Regions from separate parts of the Mus musculus genome. Here region 1 is linked to region 2. Evidence: chromatin loops called from intact Hi-C (ENCODE). Cell type or tissue: heart. All regions are shown on one strand. Links, peaks and the distances in the headings refer to the core of each region. The heading gives the core; the rest is flanking DNA.

Region 1 (7,923 bases), core at 980-5,979, 150 kb before region 2:
TCAGGACAACAGAACAGAAAAGATGACTCCCTGAGGTCCAGCTTCCTCATCCTGTAAACCCACAGATAGCATCTTTGAACAAACCAGCATACAGACAGCTGGGGTTCAGGGTCCCATCTCCATAGGAAAGCGTTTCAGTCTTGGCTTCTCCAGTCAGTATATTCAGTATGTCTGGCCTGCTTTGCTGGGACATGGGAATAACTCTCTCTCTCTCTCTCTCTCTCTCTCTCTCTCTCTCTGTCTCTCTCTCTCTCCCTCCCACTCCTCTCCCTCCCCCTCCCCCCTCCTCTCTCCCTCTCTGAGCAGGTTGTAGTAGGAGGAACTCATTAACACAGCCCAAGAGGGAAGGTGGAAACATGGGCTGCAGACTCAGAACCCCGCTGGGCACCTACATAGATCAGCATGTGCAGGAATTGTAAAGACAAACTTCTGTCGTCTTACCATGGGTGACAGGGCCTAGGCCTGGGAATGAGTGTGGCTAGTGCGAGAGAGGACATGATTCACAGCAAGGCCTCTGCTGCTGGTCACCCTGGGAACTCCCCCCCCTCCAACTTTATGTGAGGAAAGAAGCTGCTGAGATGGCAGGTTTGGTCCCAGCAGGTCCAGAACTTGGAACAGCGTTGTCGGGCTTGTGGACTCATTTCATAACACAATCCCATTTAAAACCTATGTGGAAATTGAGATTATTCTCATTTCTCAGAGTCGAGAAGATAAACCCTCAAAAGGTCCTATGACCTGGCCAATGCTTCACAGTCAACAAGAGGCACCCACATGCTCAACCACTTGGCTGAACGAGTGTGGGAGTTGGGGAGCACAGAGGTGTGTGGTCCTCATAACAGGCACTACCACCACCACCAGCACTACCACCACCGCCATCACCACCACCATCATCATCAACACCACCATCATTACCACCACCATCACCACCACCAACATCAATACCACCACCATCACCACCACCATCATCAATATCACCACCATCATCACCACCACCACCATCACTACCACCTTCAACGGTTCAAACAAGGACACTCAGGTCCAAAGAGGTATATGGAGAAGCCCTGAGATGTGTGCAAAATAGCTGCCCAAGGAGGACCTGAGCAGGAGGGCTTCCAAATTATCCATCTGCGGACTCAAAAAGTACCCGCGCTTGCATCCCTTTGAAAATCTCAGGGTACAATGCAAGCTCTCATTTGGCAACGAATGTGAACTTTAAAGGATTTTGGAAGTCTCTACCTCTGCTGAGACTACACAGAAAGCAGCATAGGAGTTGGTCATTTCTCTTACAAGCTTGGGGCTTCCTTCATCCTTCAGATGTAGTCACCTGAGAAAACTGGCTCTGTGCCCACAGCTTCTTGCACCATTGAACGCAGCCTGAAATTATATGGTACTTTGTTCTTCCCTGCCTGCTGAACAGGACTTTTCAAGTAACACTGTTCTCTGGAAACTGGGTACTTACCACGGGGAACGCAGAAGGTCCCCACAATGCATTTGCTGAGTGACTATGTGAACCAACAAATAATTGAATGGGGTTTGTAAAGGAAGGGATGAAGCCCATCTCTGTAACAACTCAGATAAAGAGAGAGAATGGGTGGGTGTCTGGTAGAAGGGGGGCATTGAGTCACACACTCCCTGCATAGAAGGATCCGAGCCCCAAACATTGTGCTGTTAGGTCTTAACAGCAAGGCCCTTAAGTGCCTTCTCCTATACACTATTCCCACAGCCCGACCCCGACAAGGCTCTGTAGGGGATGTGGGAGAGGGGGAATGGTGATCTTAAGAGTGCTTCCTCCGTGTCCACTCACTTCTACACCTTAATGAATTTTCCCCAACCCGATCATCCCGCCTCCTCATGGACCTACCGGCTCCCCTAAACAGCAAAGTTTTCAGTGCTTCCCGTCTCTAGGGAAGGACACTGAGTCCGTTGCGAGGGGGCGGGACCATTCGGCACCGCGGGCAGAAGCTTCCGGCTACCAACTTCCCCAGGACCGCTCACCCCACCCTCGCCCCCAAGAGGTCTGGTTCTTTAAGCAGAGGCAGATCACGCTGCACCGGTCCGGTCTGTAGGTGGGCGTCTAATTCTCAAATTCAGACTGCATTACTCACTTCCCCCTTTAGAGTCCTCTAACAGTAAGAGACAAAAGAGTCAAAGGCAGCATGGCAACTTTGAATAATGGGCAAGGAAATAGTGAATTAAAGGCATGAGTGGTGTCTCAAACCTGTAGTCCTCAGCACATAGCATGTGGAGGCAAGGTGTCCTTGAATATATAGCACATTTGAGGACCTGGGCTCCCCGAAACCATGTCAAAACAAAGCTACTGTGGCGGGAGATTTCCTCATTTGTTAGAGGGTTGGCCTGTCTGCGGTCTGGTGGCGCACACCTGTTATTCCAGCAGTAGGGAGGTAGAAGCAAGAAGACCAGAACTTCAAGGTCATTCTTGGCTGTGGATATGAGATCCCATCTCAAACAACAACGTGGCATCAACAGTAACCAGCTACTAAACGCCCACAGTAAGGATGTGAGGAGATTGTGAGTTGGAACTTGGTGTTCAAACTGTAGCTGCAGACAGACGGGTCACAGCGCTGTGTCCACAGAGTACTAGCTCTGGGTCTCTGGAGGCTCAGCGGCCACCCTCCCACCCGCAGTCCCAGCTTCCTGTTGCATCTGCCTCCTGTGGCTGGGCAGTGGCTGCACCCTCCCGGATAGTAGCTGTCTAATGTCTGCATCTGCTCCACACTGGGCATAGGTTCGTGTTGTTCCCTGACTGGTCCTGAAAACCGAGTAATTTTGTTTTCAGTTTTTTCAGACCTGTCTCACTATGTTGTCCTTGCTGTCTAGGAACTGGCATAGATCTATCTGCGGGCCTCTTTTGTGATCGTAGTTATTGTGGTATATAGGGGCCTGTCCTTGTTTTTTTTTTAATGTCATTTTAAAATATCTATTTCTTTTTATATTATGTGTATGATGAGTGTATACATGTATAGCGTACATGTATGTTTTGCGCACCGTGTGGTATCTATTCTGCGGAGGCCGGAAGAGGGCGCTAGAACCCCTGGATCTGGAATTACAGCCGGTTAAGAGCCACCATGTGTGTGATGGAACCTGAATTTCTCCAGTCCTCTGCAAGAGTAGCAAGAGCTGAAGCTCAGAGCCATCTCTTCAGCCCCATGTCCTTGGCTTAATGCAGCCTAAATTTCAAAGCAACATCAAGTGTCTGCTGAAGTTTCCATTCGAGTGGGTTCAGTAAAAATTATATGCACACAAGTATAGACACCAAGAGAAGGAAGAGATAAAGCAAAAATGGCTAAATGTTATCAACTGGGGAATTGGAAGGTTCCTGATGCCCACTTCTTCTGCTTTCTATCCTGTAAAGGGGAGAGGTAGGTTGCAAGCCAAAAGAAAAGGAAAAGTTCCCCTTCTCAACTGCCCAGAGCTTTCCCATAATATTACCATTTCATAGGTGGGTAAACTGAGTTCACTGAGACATATTAATGTTGAAGGAGGTAGCAGGGTCTGGTGTTCATTATATGAATTTTAATCAATGTATTAATAATTCTGGCTGGTTGTCAGGTCTGCACTGGACATTAAGTGCACAGAATTAAATTGGTCCCAGTCTGGGCTATACAACATCAGTGAAGGACCAGAGAGGCCAGGCTAGGACGAACCTAAAAGCAGAGAGAAGGGTAAGCTTTGCCTGGGCCGGAGGTCCGTCTGCCTTTGTGCTGGCTTATATCCCCCCCCCCCCCAGCATCTCTCCAGCACCCCCTTCTGGCCAGCTCTCCTCACCCGTCAGACCTGGATGTTGGTATAACCTTTTCTGCATCTGTACCATGGCTTCATTTGCTTTACATTTTGGCATTTCTGTACTCACTCAGTGTCTGTTTCTGAGAAAAGCAGGAGTGTAAAGGGTACTAGAGACGGACAAGGTGACCATGGCTCTCCATGGTTCTGGGGTTAGGCTGTGTACCCCACTCAGGGTCCACAGACATCCTTGTTTTGGCTGGCATGTCCCAGACTTGGAACAATTGTCCAAATAATCGCAGTAACCAAGTGGGTTGCCATGGCAGCATCAGCCCATGATAAGACATCAAGGATGAGAGGGGCTACTAGTCTGAGAACGTGACCAAGCATCTCAGTGGGTTGGGGATAACACAGGGCTCACAGCTCTCAGACACATGAGCAGGCCATGTTGGGAAGAGTCCATTCTCAGGAGGATCGCCTCATAGAGGCCCTCTCCTTCACCCAGTGCAGTCATGGAACATTCCTTTAGATCAGTGGGTCTCAACCTTCCCAGGAATGAGACCCTTTAATACGGTTCCTCATGGTGTGGTGACCCCCAACCATAACATTATTTTTGTTGCTACTTCATAACTGTAATTTTGCCACTATTCATATCATGATGTCATTTTTTGGAGACAGAGGTTTGCCAAAGCGTCTCCATCCACAGGTTGAGAACCTCTGCTCTAGATTGAAGATGGCCTGAAGGGTGGGGACTAGATCTTGTTGCCCATCACAGATCTATTCTGCCAGTAAAGAAATTATTTCTTTTTCTTTCATACACTGCATCTCAGCCACAGCTTCCTCTCCCTCTGCTCCTCTCAGTTCTCCTCCAGCCTGCCCTCACCCCCAGATCCATTCCCCTGCCAGAAAACAAAAACAAACAAAACAAACAAACAAACAAACAAACAGGCGTCCAAGGAACAGCAACCAAACCTGGCACAAGCTACAATAAGACCAGGCACAGACCCTCAATCAAGGCTGAGCAAAGCAACCCAGTAGGAGGAAAAGGGTCTGAAAAGCAGGCTAAAAAGTCAGAGACACCCTATCTCTCACTGTCCGAAGTCCCTCCCCTCCCAGAACACCAAGCCAATGACCATAACATATGCAAAGAACCTAGCACGGATGCATGCGGGCTTCACAGTTGCTACTTCGGTCTCTGTGAGCCCCCACGAACCCTACGTAGGTGATTCTGTGGGATGGGCTCTCCCAGTGTTCTTGACCCCTCTGGCTCCTACAATTCCTCCTCCTCTTCTTCCATGGGTTTCCAAGGGGAGGGACCCGATGGTAACCTCCAACCTGGGCTTTCTCTCTGCCTAATGTTTGGCTGTGGGTCTCTGCATCTGTTCCCATCAGCTGCCAGAGGCAGCTCTCTCACAATGACTGGATGAGTTTGTTCTACCCTAGGTCTTTGGGCTATACCAGTCTCTTGTTCCCAGTTGTGTTGGTTTGAATAGGAATGGTCCCCACAGACTCATGTGTTTGAATGCTTGGCCTAAAGGAAGTAGCACTATTAGAAGGTGTGGCTTTGCTGGAGGAAGTGTGTCACTGTAGAGGTGGGCTTTGAGGTCTCATGTGCTCAGGCTCCACCCAGTGTGCTAATAGTCTCCTGCATGTTTGTGTACCACATGTGTGCCTGGTTCCAGTGGAGGCCAGAAGAGGGTGTCAGATCCCTGGAACTGGAGTTGTAGACAGGTGTGGCCTGTCATAGGTGCTGGGAGCTGAACTCCAATCCTCTGGAAGAACACTAGTATTCTTAACCACAGGGGCACCTGTCCGTTCCAGCTTTCTCTTTGATCACATCTAGTTTGTACTTTAAATTACTTTTAGAGGTGTTCATTGATAATGTTTGGAAACACATTTTATATTTAAGTGTTGATGTCATATCCTGCAGTATTGCTGAACTCCTTTACCCGACAGCCCAAAGAATGTCTTGTAAAAGTCCGGCTCAGCAAGCAGAACGTTTACTATCAGTTGTTTTCAGAACGAGGTGTGACTTACAGGTGCATGTATGGAAGTTGCCATCACCCTCTGCCACCCATCAGGCTTAAAGTCTGCAAAGGGATGGACACAAACCTGAATTACATCACCACCTAGTGTTCACAGCAGAAGAGACTACACACTCAGATAACAAAGCACAAACAAACCCAGACTCAATGCTGCATGGTCATACAGCCCTTATATGGCTCTTATCAAGGATTTTCCTGGCTTCAGCAAATACTTTGTGACAGTAGAAGAGTGTATTTATAGTGATACAGTCTAGAATGCAGACCTAATGCTGCTCACTGCAGGGTGCAATTACTCAGGCTCCTTCTTTCTTTCTTTCTTTCTTTCTTTCTCTCTCTCTCTCTCTCTCTCTCTCTCTCTCTCTCTCTTTTTCTTTCTTTTCTTTTTTTTTCTTTTGTTGTTGTTTGGTTTTTGATTTTTTGAGACAGAGTTTCTCTGTGTAGCTAACTTAGCTGTCCTGGAACTAGTTCTCTATAGACCAGGCTGGCCTTGAACTCACAGAGATCTACCTGCCTCTGCCTCCCGAGTGCTGGGATTAAAGGCATTGCTCAGCTTTTTTCTTAGTTCTTAATCATAAATAGATTTAGTAAATTGCTATTGTCTTGTTTATTAGATTATCAGGTCCATAATTCTCCTTATTTATTAATATAGCATTATATAATGTCTTACAGAAATTATAATTTAAATAAATATTTAGAAAGCTGCATGTTTAATAGACTTGGCCTAATAAGTTCTTTAAAAAATATTTATTTTGTGTATAAATGTTTGTCAGAATGTATGTCTATGTATCATATGTGAGCCTGGTACCAAGGGAAGCCAGAGGGAGGTGTTGGATTCTCTTGGATTGGAGCTAGAGATGATTGTGAGCTACCATGTGGGTTCTTGGGATGAAAAATGGGTCTTCTGGAAAAGCATCTTGTGCTCTTATATACGAAGCCATTTCTCCAGTCCCAATACACTTCTAAATAACACTCACAATGTAGTACCACTTAACCCAGGTAAAGTGTTTTCACCCCAACACACACACACACACACACACACACACACACACGTGCACACAGAGCAGGAAATTTGAAAGTATATATATGATAGACACAACATAATATTTTAGATATTAAGTCACACATTTGTGACAGCAACCACACTGCCATGATATATGTGTTTGATATGTTACTATGTTCAGTTTGATAGTATTACATTGAGTACATCTTTGTCTACATTCAAGAAGGCTATTATTCTGAGGTCTTAGTTTCTTGTGATCTTTTCCATAGTTTCCTGTAGTGATAGTACAACCAACACAAAATGTTATCATGAAGCCTATTATTATGTATAGTTAATATATGCTAATGATACATATTATATAATTGAGGATATATATTATAAAACTCATTCTATCTAGCAATTACCATATTGTTCCAATTGGATCCTTTATAATACAAGCTACATTTAAATTACAAGCTACTTTTTCCCCATGTGATAGAATATTTTATTACTCTATCATTCTATGAATTATTTCATCTTTGCTGAATAATCCCAAGCTATGTTTGAACACCTATTAAAGTAGACCTCAGCAATTGGAGATTGAAGCAAGAGGATTATGAATTCAAAACCCTATTTCAAAAAATTGCAAAAACTATTAAAACAGAAGATACATACATGGATGAAATAATTATTATTGCCATGTACTGTGGCACACACCTGTAATTCCCAACACTTGGTAGGCAGAGGCAGGAGGATTGCCATGAATTTCAAGAACAGCCAGGGCCTCATACCAAGACCTCATCAAGAAAGGAGCATTGAACAGGAAGAAAGAAAGGAGAGGGAAAGAGCAGTGTTCTCATAGTCAGCTCTCCTGACTGCCTGGAGGGCATCTCTCCCTGCTCAGCTCACTTTGAGGCAGAGGAGTGGTAGGGACAGCTCCTTTCTGTTCTTGCCCTTTTGCTGGCTCCCTGCACCCCTGCACTAGGGTCAGCTCTGTTGTGCTGTCCAAGCAAGATTGCAGGGCCTGCTCTCCCGAGTACTACACCTAGTGAGGAGCAAGGCTAGGTGAGGGGTGAGACTAGCTCTACCATGCTTATGACCCTGTGGGCAGCTTTCCCCGAATACTAGAGTCAGTTCTTCCACACTCAATACCCTAGG
Region 2 (7,923 bases), core at 1,937-6,936:
CTTAGTCAGGGTTTCTATCCCTGCACAAACATCATGACCAAGAAGCAAGTTGGGGAGGAAAGGGTTTATTCAGCTTATACTTCCACACTGCTGTTCATCACCAAGGAAGTCAGGACTGGAACGCAAGCAGGTCAGGAAGCAGGAGCTGATGCAGAGGCCATGGAGGGATGCTGCTTACTGGCTTGCTTCCCTTGGCTTGCTCAGCTTGCTTTCTTTTTGTTTTTGTTTTTTGTTTTGGTTTTTCAAGACAGAGTTTCTCTGTAGCCCTGGCTGTCCTGGAACTCACTCTGTAGACCAGGCTGGCCTTGAACTCAGAAACCCACCTGCCTCTGCCTCCCAAGTGCTGGGATTAAAGGCGTGTGCCACCACTGCCCGGCCTCAGCTTGCTTTCTTATAGAACCCAAGACTACCAGCCCAGAGATGGTCCCACCCACAAGGGGCCTTTTCCCCTTGATCACTAATTGAGAAAATGCCTTACAGCTGGGTCTCATGGAGGCACTTCTTCAACTGAAGCTCCTTTCTCTGTGATAACTTCAGCTGTGTCAAGTTGACACAAAACTAGCCAGTACACCTTCATTCCATGCTTTTAATATACTAACAATAGATGGACAGAAAAATCGGAGAGGAGAGGAAAGATATCCCTGAATAAAGGCAGGCGTAGGAAAGGGGTAGCATTATCATTAGACTACTTCCTGCTTGTTAGGGGCATCGGGTTCCTTGGGGCAAACTTGATTTTCACAGTCAGGACATCTAATTTCTTCTTGTAGCTTCTTGTGCTTTCTTCTTTGTGCATGACTACTTAAACCACGACCAACCACAACCAACAACCCACCAACAACCAACAACCAACCACAACCAACAACCAACCACAACCAACAACCCACCATAACCAACAACCAACCAACAACCAACCAACAACCCACCATGCCATTTGGGGCCCTAGCACCCTCATAGTCTCTGAAAAGTCCCCAGAATTTCAAACATCATGCAATTGCAGAAACTATCTGCGGGGAGCAAAATCACACCTCTGCTAGAGCACGAGGCAAATCATAGTCAGCTGCTGTGGACAGTCTGAAGCAGCCTCATATCCCACACCTGGGATTAAAATGAAAACATATTATAATTATTTTATGTCTTTTAGAGAAACCAAAATTCCAAAATAGCCACTACACCCAGTCCTAGCACTTCTGTGTATTTACCCAAAGGACTGAAGTCAATGACGTATCACAGACAGACACGTTCATCACTGTGTACTGCAGCACTGTGCACAGGTGAAAGTTATGGAACCAACCACAGTGCCATTAATAAAGGAACAGATACAGAAAGTGTGGTGTATACACACATCAATTTTAGCTATAAAGAAAAATGAAGTTGTGTTCTTTGCAAGAAAGTGTATTCAACTGGAGATAACTAAGTAAACTAAGCCACTCTCCTCTGATAGAGATTTGAGAGTTCTGCACAGATATATAAATCATGTATATACTTGTGTGAAAATGACCTTGTATAACACAGTACCACGTGCAAAGAATATAACCCGATGAAAATAATAAAGAACAACACTGACAGCTGGGCATAGCACACACATGTAATCCCAGCCCTCAGGAGGCAGAGCAAGAGGATCACTGCAATTTCCATACCAGCCTGGGCTACACAGTGACTCTAGCGCCATCTAAGTCTATGCAGCAGAACCCTGCCCAAACAAAACAAGGAGGAGGAGTTTCTGAGCTTGAGGACAGGTCTTTGGAAGTAACCTAGCCATATAAGAGGAGAGGAGATGGGAAAATTAAAAGGATGAAGCCAGCCTTTGAGCCTGAGGGTCACAATTAAACAAGCAAGCACTGACATAACGGGGTTCCATAAGGAGAGAAGCCAGTGCCCTAGAGAACCAATGCAATGGAATAGCTGCTGAAGTCAACATAGTGCTGTCATCCCCAGCACTTGGAAGGCAGAGTCAGGAAGAGCACGGGGAGTTCAAGGCTGGCTTTGTCTACACAGCAAGTTCCAGGCAGACAGCTACGTAGGGAGACCCAGAGACCCTGTCCTGTGTCTTAGTCAGCATTACTAATGCTGAGATGAGACCATGGCCGAAAACAAGGATTTATTTGACCTACATTTCCATGTTCATCTGTCCCAATGGTTCATCACCGAAGGAAGCCAGGACAGGAACTCAAACAGGGCAGGAACCTGAAGGCAGGAGCTGATGCAGAGGCCATGAGGGGTGCTACTTACTGGCTTATTTATACTGGTGTGCTCAGCCTGCTTTCTTATAGGGCACAGGACCACTAGCCCAGGGATGGCACCACCCACAATGGTCGGGGCCTTTCCCCATCATCACTAATTGAGAAAATGTTCTACAGGCTTGCCTGCCTATTCCCTGATCCTTTGGAGGTCTTTTTCCTTTTCTCTTTTTTTCCTTTCCTTTCCTTTTTTTTCTTTTCTTTCCCTTCCCTTTTTTCTTCCTTCCTTCCTTCCTTCCTTCCTTCCTCCCTCCCTCCCTCCCTCCCTCCCTCCCTTCCTTCCCTCCTTTCTCATTTGTTTTGTTTGTTTTGAGACAGGGTCTCACTATGTAGCTTGGCTCTAGCTGTCCTTATAACTCACTCTGTAGACCAGGCTGGACTCACAAGAGACCCACCTACCTCTGCCTCTCAAATGCTGGAATTCAAGGTGTGCACCACCACACTGGGCTTGGAGGCATTTGCTGAATTGAAGTTTCCTCCCCTCAGGTGACCTTAGCTTGTGTCAAGTTTACATAAAATTAGGCAGCACACTCCTGTCCGGGTGCTTGTGTTTGAGCCCCTGCTATGCTACTCCATGGAGCCAGAGATGATGCTATTCCTATCCCCCAGCTGTACCCACACTGCCATCTCTCCCAGCCTTGTGATCCAGCTACAGTGACTGCACAGGGCCCTGTACCCTCATGGCACCCACTGATCACAGAAAAAAAATTCACACATTTGAAAAGAGTAGATAGAAAGTTAAAAACTGAAGAAGTGTCTAACTTTATTTGGTTTTGTTTTCGAGACAGGGTTTCTCTGTGTAAGCCCTGGATGCCTTGGAACTCACTCTGCAGACCAGGCCTGCCTCTGCCTCCTGACTGCTGGGATTAAAGGCATGTGCCCCCCACTACCCAGTCTAACTTCATTTCTAATAAAAGGTTTGGCCTTAGAAAGAGAATACACACACACACACACACACACACACATATGTGTGTGTGTGTATGTATGTGTGTATATACATATACATGTGTGTGTGTGTGTGTGTGTGTGTGTGTGTGTGTGTAGGGAATACTTTCTTCCTAACAGAAAACATGGTTTTTCAGCGTGCCTTCTGCTTTCCCCCTTTCCCATTTCCCTTCCTTCTGTGGCAACTGTGGACTAGGAAACCTGCTGCTATCAAAGGCTACTGGGGCCAGGAGAGGGCTCAGCTCATCAAGGCCTTACCACCAAGTCTGAGGGTCTGAGTTCCATCCTGAGAGTCACATGGTGGAGAGAACCAACTCTTGGAAGCGGGTTCTTATGATTCCAGCCTGTGTATCCTTTACCACCCCCACTCAACACACAAAAGAGCGCTATGGATGACGTGAGGCAGACCTATATCCAAGACAGCCCTGACCTTGCTCTACCTTAATCTCAAGTACAGCACGTCACAGAGCCATTTGGGAAGAAAAGAGGACTATGGAGGATATATTTATCACATGGAAAAGTTTCAGATTGTTCATTAGATCCCTCAGACACCACGTTCTACAGTGTGCCTCCCTCAGACACCACGTTCTACAGTGTGCCTCCCTCAGACACCACGTTCTACAGTGTGCCTCCCTCAGACACCATGTTCTACAGTGTGCCTCCCTCAGACACCATGTTCTACAGTGTGCCTCCCTCAGACACCATGTTCTACAGTGTGCCTCCCTCAGACACCATGTTCTACAGTGTGCCTCCCTCAGACACCATGTTCTACAGTGTGCCTCCCTCAGACACCATGTTCTACAGTGTGCCTCCCTCAGACACCATGTTCTACAGTGTGCCTGGAGGCCTTGCAGACAGCAAAAGAGATTGCCTAGGAAGGTAAAACGTTAGTTGAAAGCAAACTGACCTCAGGAGACAGAAGTGGACTGAATGATGGGTAAAAAGTGGTTGCATTTTGTTTTGTCTAGTGAAGCACAAATTATTCTTGCCAGCTGACATTCAAAAAAATGTTCCCTGTGTACTATGTACTATAATTAAGAAGGCAGTAGATGCGCTGCCGTGGTAGCACACAGCTTTAATCCCAGCCCAGGGGCAGGAGGATCTCTGAGTTCAAGACCAGCACCAAGTTAGCCATAGGATCAAAAAAAAAAAAAAAAAAAAAAAAAAAAAAAGTCAATTTGAACATTGAGCATCTATCGCCACCTTGTGGTAGCCCAGATATCTGCAAGGATTCCAAAAATTAAGCCTTCTTGAAGAGGAGCTGGTTTGTGAGCTGTTTGGAACATTTGGACATAATCATCACGTGGGAGGCAGGAGGCTGAAGGCTAAATATATTAGAAATACCTCGCATATGACTGAGTTTCATACTGTTTATATTTTATATGGATGGTCTCACCTAGCCTAGGTGGCAGCTCTAGGTTCTGGGACATGGCTGATTGCATGGGGCAAGTCCTCTACTTGCTCCTGGATGGTCAAAGCCAAAGCCTGTTATGTTTTGTTAGTATTCATGTGTGCAGCCTGTTTAACTGTAGTATGAAGCATGTTACATGTGCACATAGGGTCTTGTAGAGAATTTATATTGTGAGGTATATTTCACACATAATTCCTCCAACTCTGACTAGTACTGTGTGCACAGCATCTTCTGAAGTGGTGTTAGGCAGAATTCAGTACGACTCTGGGGTCTGTTTTGCATGTATAAGGCAATGCCATCCAAGCCGACCCTTCTGTGAGACGGCTCAGTATGAGGTGCTTGCTGCCTTGCTAAAACCTTTATGGTCTAGGTTCTTTCACCTGTTTGACAACTGTACTTTATTCCTGGGTTAAGTTCAGGTGTATGTGTGCTGAGAGCCAACATTGCTCACTGTCAGACATGCCACTAAACTAGATTGAAATATTCCAAACTTTTGCAGCCTAGTTTTACTTTGTAAAAATCTGGGGTGTGGGCTAGAGACAGGGCTCTGCAGCGCTCTGTTTGCTCTCCCAGAGACCCCAGGATCAACTACCTGCCCCCACCTGGTGGAACTATCTGTAATTCCTGTCCCATGGGGATCCAGTGCCCTCTTCTGGCCTCTGGAGCACCAGGCATGCATGTGGTGTGTAACATTAATGAAGACAAACCACCATACACATAAGCTAATTATTTTCGTTAAAAAATTAAAGAATCTTGTAATATTGTGGAACACCTTTTGGGTATATGCCCAGGAGTGGCATAGCTGAGTCTTCAGGTAGAACTATTTCCAGTTTTCTGAGGAACCACCAGACTGATTTCCAGACTGGTTGCACCAGTTTTCAATCCCACCAGCAATGGAGGAGTGTTCCTCTTTCTCCACCCTGCCAGCATCTGCTGTCATCTGAGGTTTTGATCTTAGCCATTTTGATTGGTGTGAGGTAGAATCTCAGGGTCGTTTTGATTTGCATTTCCTTGATGACTAAGGATGTTGAACATTTCTTTAAGTGCTTCTTGGCATTCAAGATTCCTCTGCTGAGAATTCTGTTTAGCTCTGTAACACCCTCCCCCTCTTTTCTTTTAAAGATTTACTTGTACGGTATTGCTGTCTTCGACACACCAGAAGAGGGTATGAGATTCCATTACAAATAGTTGTGAGCTACCATGTGGTTGCTGGGAATTGAACTCAGGACCTCTGGAAGAGGAGTCAGTGCTCTTAACCGCTGAGCCATCTCTCCATCTCCTGTACCCCATTTTTAAAATTGGGATATTTGGTTTTTTGGAGTATAACTTCTTGAGTTCTTTATATATTGTAGATATTAGCTGTAGGCATATATTTTTCACAGCTACTTTAATAAGGGTTCAACCTCCCCTCTAGCCCACCACCTGCCAAGTGATAGTGGAAAAGAAAGGTTATCAGGATATGGGGGGAGTGGACCGGTTTTAGAAATAGCTCTTTGGGGCAATTTCAACCTTCATTGTTCTCAGTCCAGTCCACTATCAAACACCAAACATGAATCAGCAGCTGCAGACCAGTCCACTCAGCAGGCACCACACACGAATCAGCAAGGGCAGTTCAATCTAAAAGAAAACAACATGAGGCTTGCCAACAGGCAGCAAGAAATTGCAGGAACCTCATGAGTTCTTTGGTGAGTTTCTTTCTATGAAGTGCCCACAAGTGAACTTCAACAACATAGTGTAAGGTGAACCAATACATGCATGCAGTCATCGAAGAATGTCGAGGTGGAGCAAAGCAAACCAATGCTTGAGCTCCTACTGCCTTTGAGATATCTACATTCCTCCTGAATAACGTGCATCCTTTCACGTGTTTGCTATAGCAAAATATTCTTTCACCTATGTGCTCTAGAGAAACATCATTTGACATAACTTTCTAAGGAAACCAGAAGTTTCCACTTCAGTTAGCTCTCTATAGGGTTAGAGAAGATCTTTCTCTAATCTGTAGGCTGCTGTTTTGTCCTATTGACGGTGTCCTTTGCCTTACAGAAGCTTTTCAGTTTCAAGAGGTCCCATTTATCAATTGTTATCTTACAGCCTGAGCCATTGGAGTTCTGTTCAGGAAAATTTTTCCTGTGCCAATGCATTCAAGGCAATTTCCCACGTTCTCTTCTATTAGATTCATTATATTTGGTTTTATGTTAAGGTCCTTGATCCACTTGGACTTGAGCTTTGTGCAAGGTGAGACGTATGGATCAATTTGCATTCTACATGCAGAAGACCAGTAGTTGGAACAGCACCATTTGTTGAAGATGCTTTCTTTTTTTCCACTGTATGGTTTTGGCTTCTTTGTCAAAGAAAAAGTGTCTATAGGTGTGTGGGTTTATTTCTTGCGTCTTTGATTCCATTCCATTGATTAGCCTGTTTGTCTCTGTGCCAATACCATGTAGTTTTTAACCACGACTTTTCTGTGGTACATCTTGAGGTCAGGGATGGTGATTCTTCCAGAAGTTCTTGTTCATAATATTCGTAATATTATTCATAATAGCCAGAAACTGGAAGCAACCCAGATAACCTTCAGCTAAAGAATGGACACAGAAAATGTGGTTCACTTACACAATGAAATACTATTTAGCTATGAAAAACAAGGACATCATGAATTTTGCAGGCAAATGGATGGAACTAGAAAATATCCTGAATGAGGCAACCCAGACCCAAAAGGACATGCATGGTATGTACTCACTGATGGACAACCATAGTACAACTCAAAGACTATATGAAGCTTAACAAGAAGGAAGGCCCAAGTAAGGATGCTTCAATCCCACTTAGAAGGGGGAACAAAATAATCATGGGAGGCAGATGGAGAGAGGGACCTGGGTAGGATGGTGGGGGGCAGGAAGGGAAAAGGGGGCAGGATTAGGTATGGAGGGGGGAGTTAAGAGAAATGATTAGAGGGCCAGGAGAATGAATGAAAATATGCAGTTGCTGTGTGTGGGGTGGAGGTAACCTCTAGAAAGTCCTAGAGACTTGGGATGGGAGGTTTCTAGGATTCAATGTGGGTAACCTTAGCCAAAGTGCCTGATAATGGGGATATGGAAGGGGCCACCTCCACTGGTTAGACAGGGCCCACAGTGGAGGTATGGGGACACCAACCCACCTTCAAATTTTTCAACCCAAAACTGTTCCTAAAAGAAATGCAGGGACAAAAAACGAAGTAGAGACTGAATGAATTGTCAACCAGTGACTGGCCCAACTTAGGATCCATCCCATGGGCGGGCACCAATCCCTGACACTATTACTGATGCTATGTTATGCTTGCAGACAGGAGCCTAGCATGGC

The links. Peaks named below come from ENCODE experiments on the same cell type or tissue, not always from the same donor. Only the 100,000 strongest peaks of a DNase experiment are listed, where the experiment ranks them.
Region 1: a loop joins it to region 2, with 7 times the contacts of the local background. A loop is called at or near these places in 1 of 42 quality-filtered maps.

What each region holds. Positions count from the first base shown.
Region 1 is chr14:31,322,002-31,329,924 of GRCm38, forward strand. It overlaps Dnah1 (dynein, axonemal, heavy chain 1), which reads right to left and starts at 1,895. Exons shown (of 78, transcript NM_001033668.1): 1 at 1,862-1,895. In heart, for the core only: CTCF peaks have their summits at 3,043 (motif pointing right), 3,807 (motif pointing left) and 5,877; a DNase peak (open chromatin) is centred at 2,020; H3K4me3 peaks cover 934 bases; H3K27ac peaks cover 1,222 bases.
Region 2 is chr14:31,468,252-31,476,174 of GRCm38, forward strand. It overlaps a transcript of Mettl6 not described here. Among named protein-coding and RNA genes, the nearest start is that of Mettl6, 23 kb to the right of the region's middle. In heart, for the core only: a CTCF peak has its summit at 4,410 (motif pointing left); no DNase peak of the experiment used is centred there.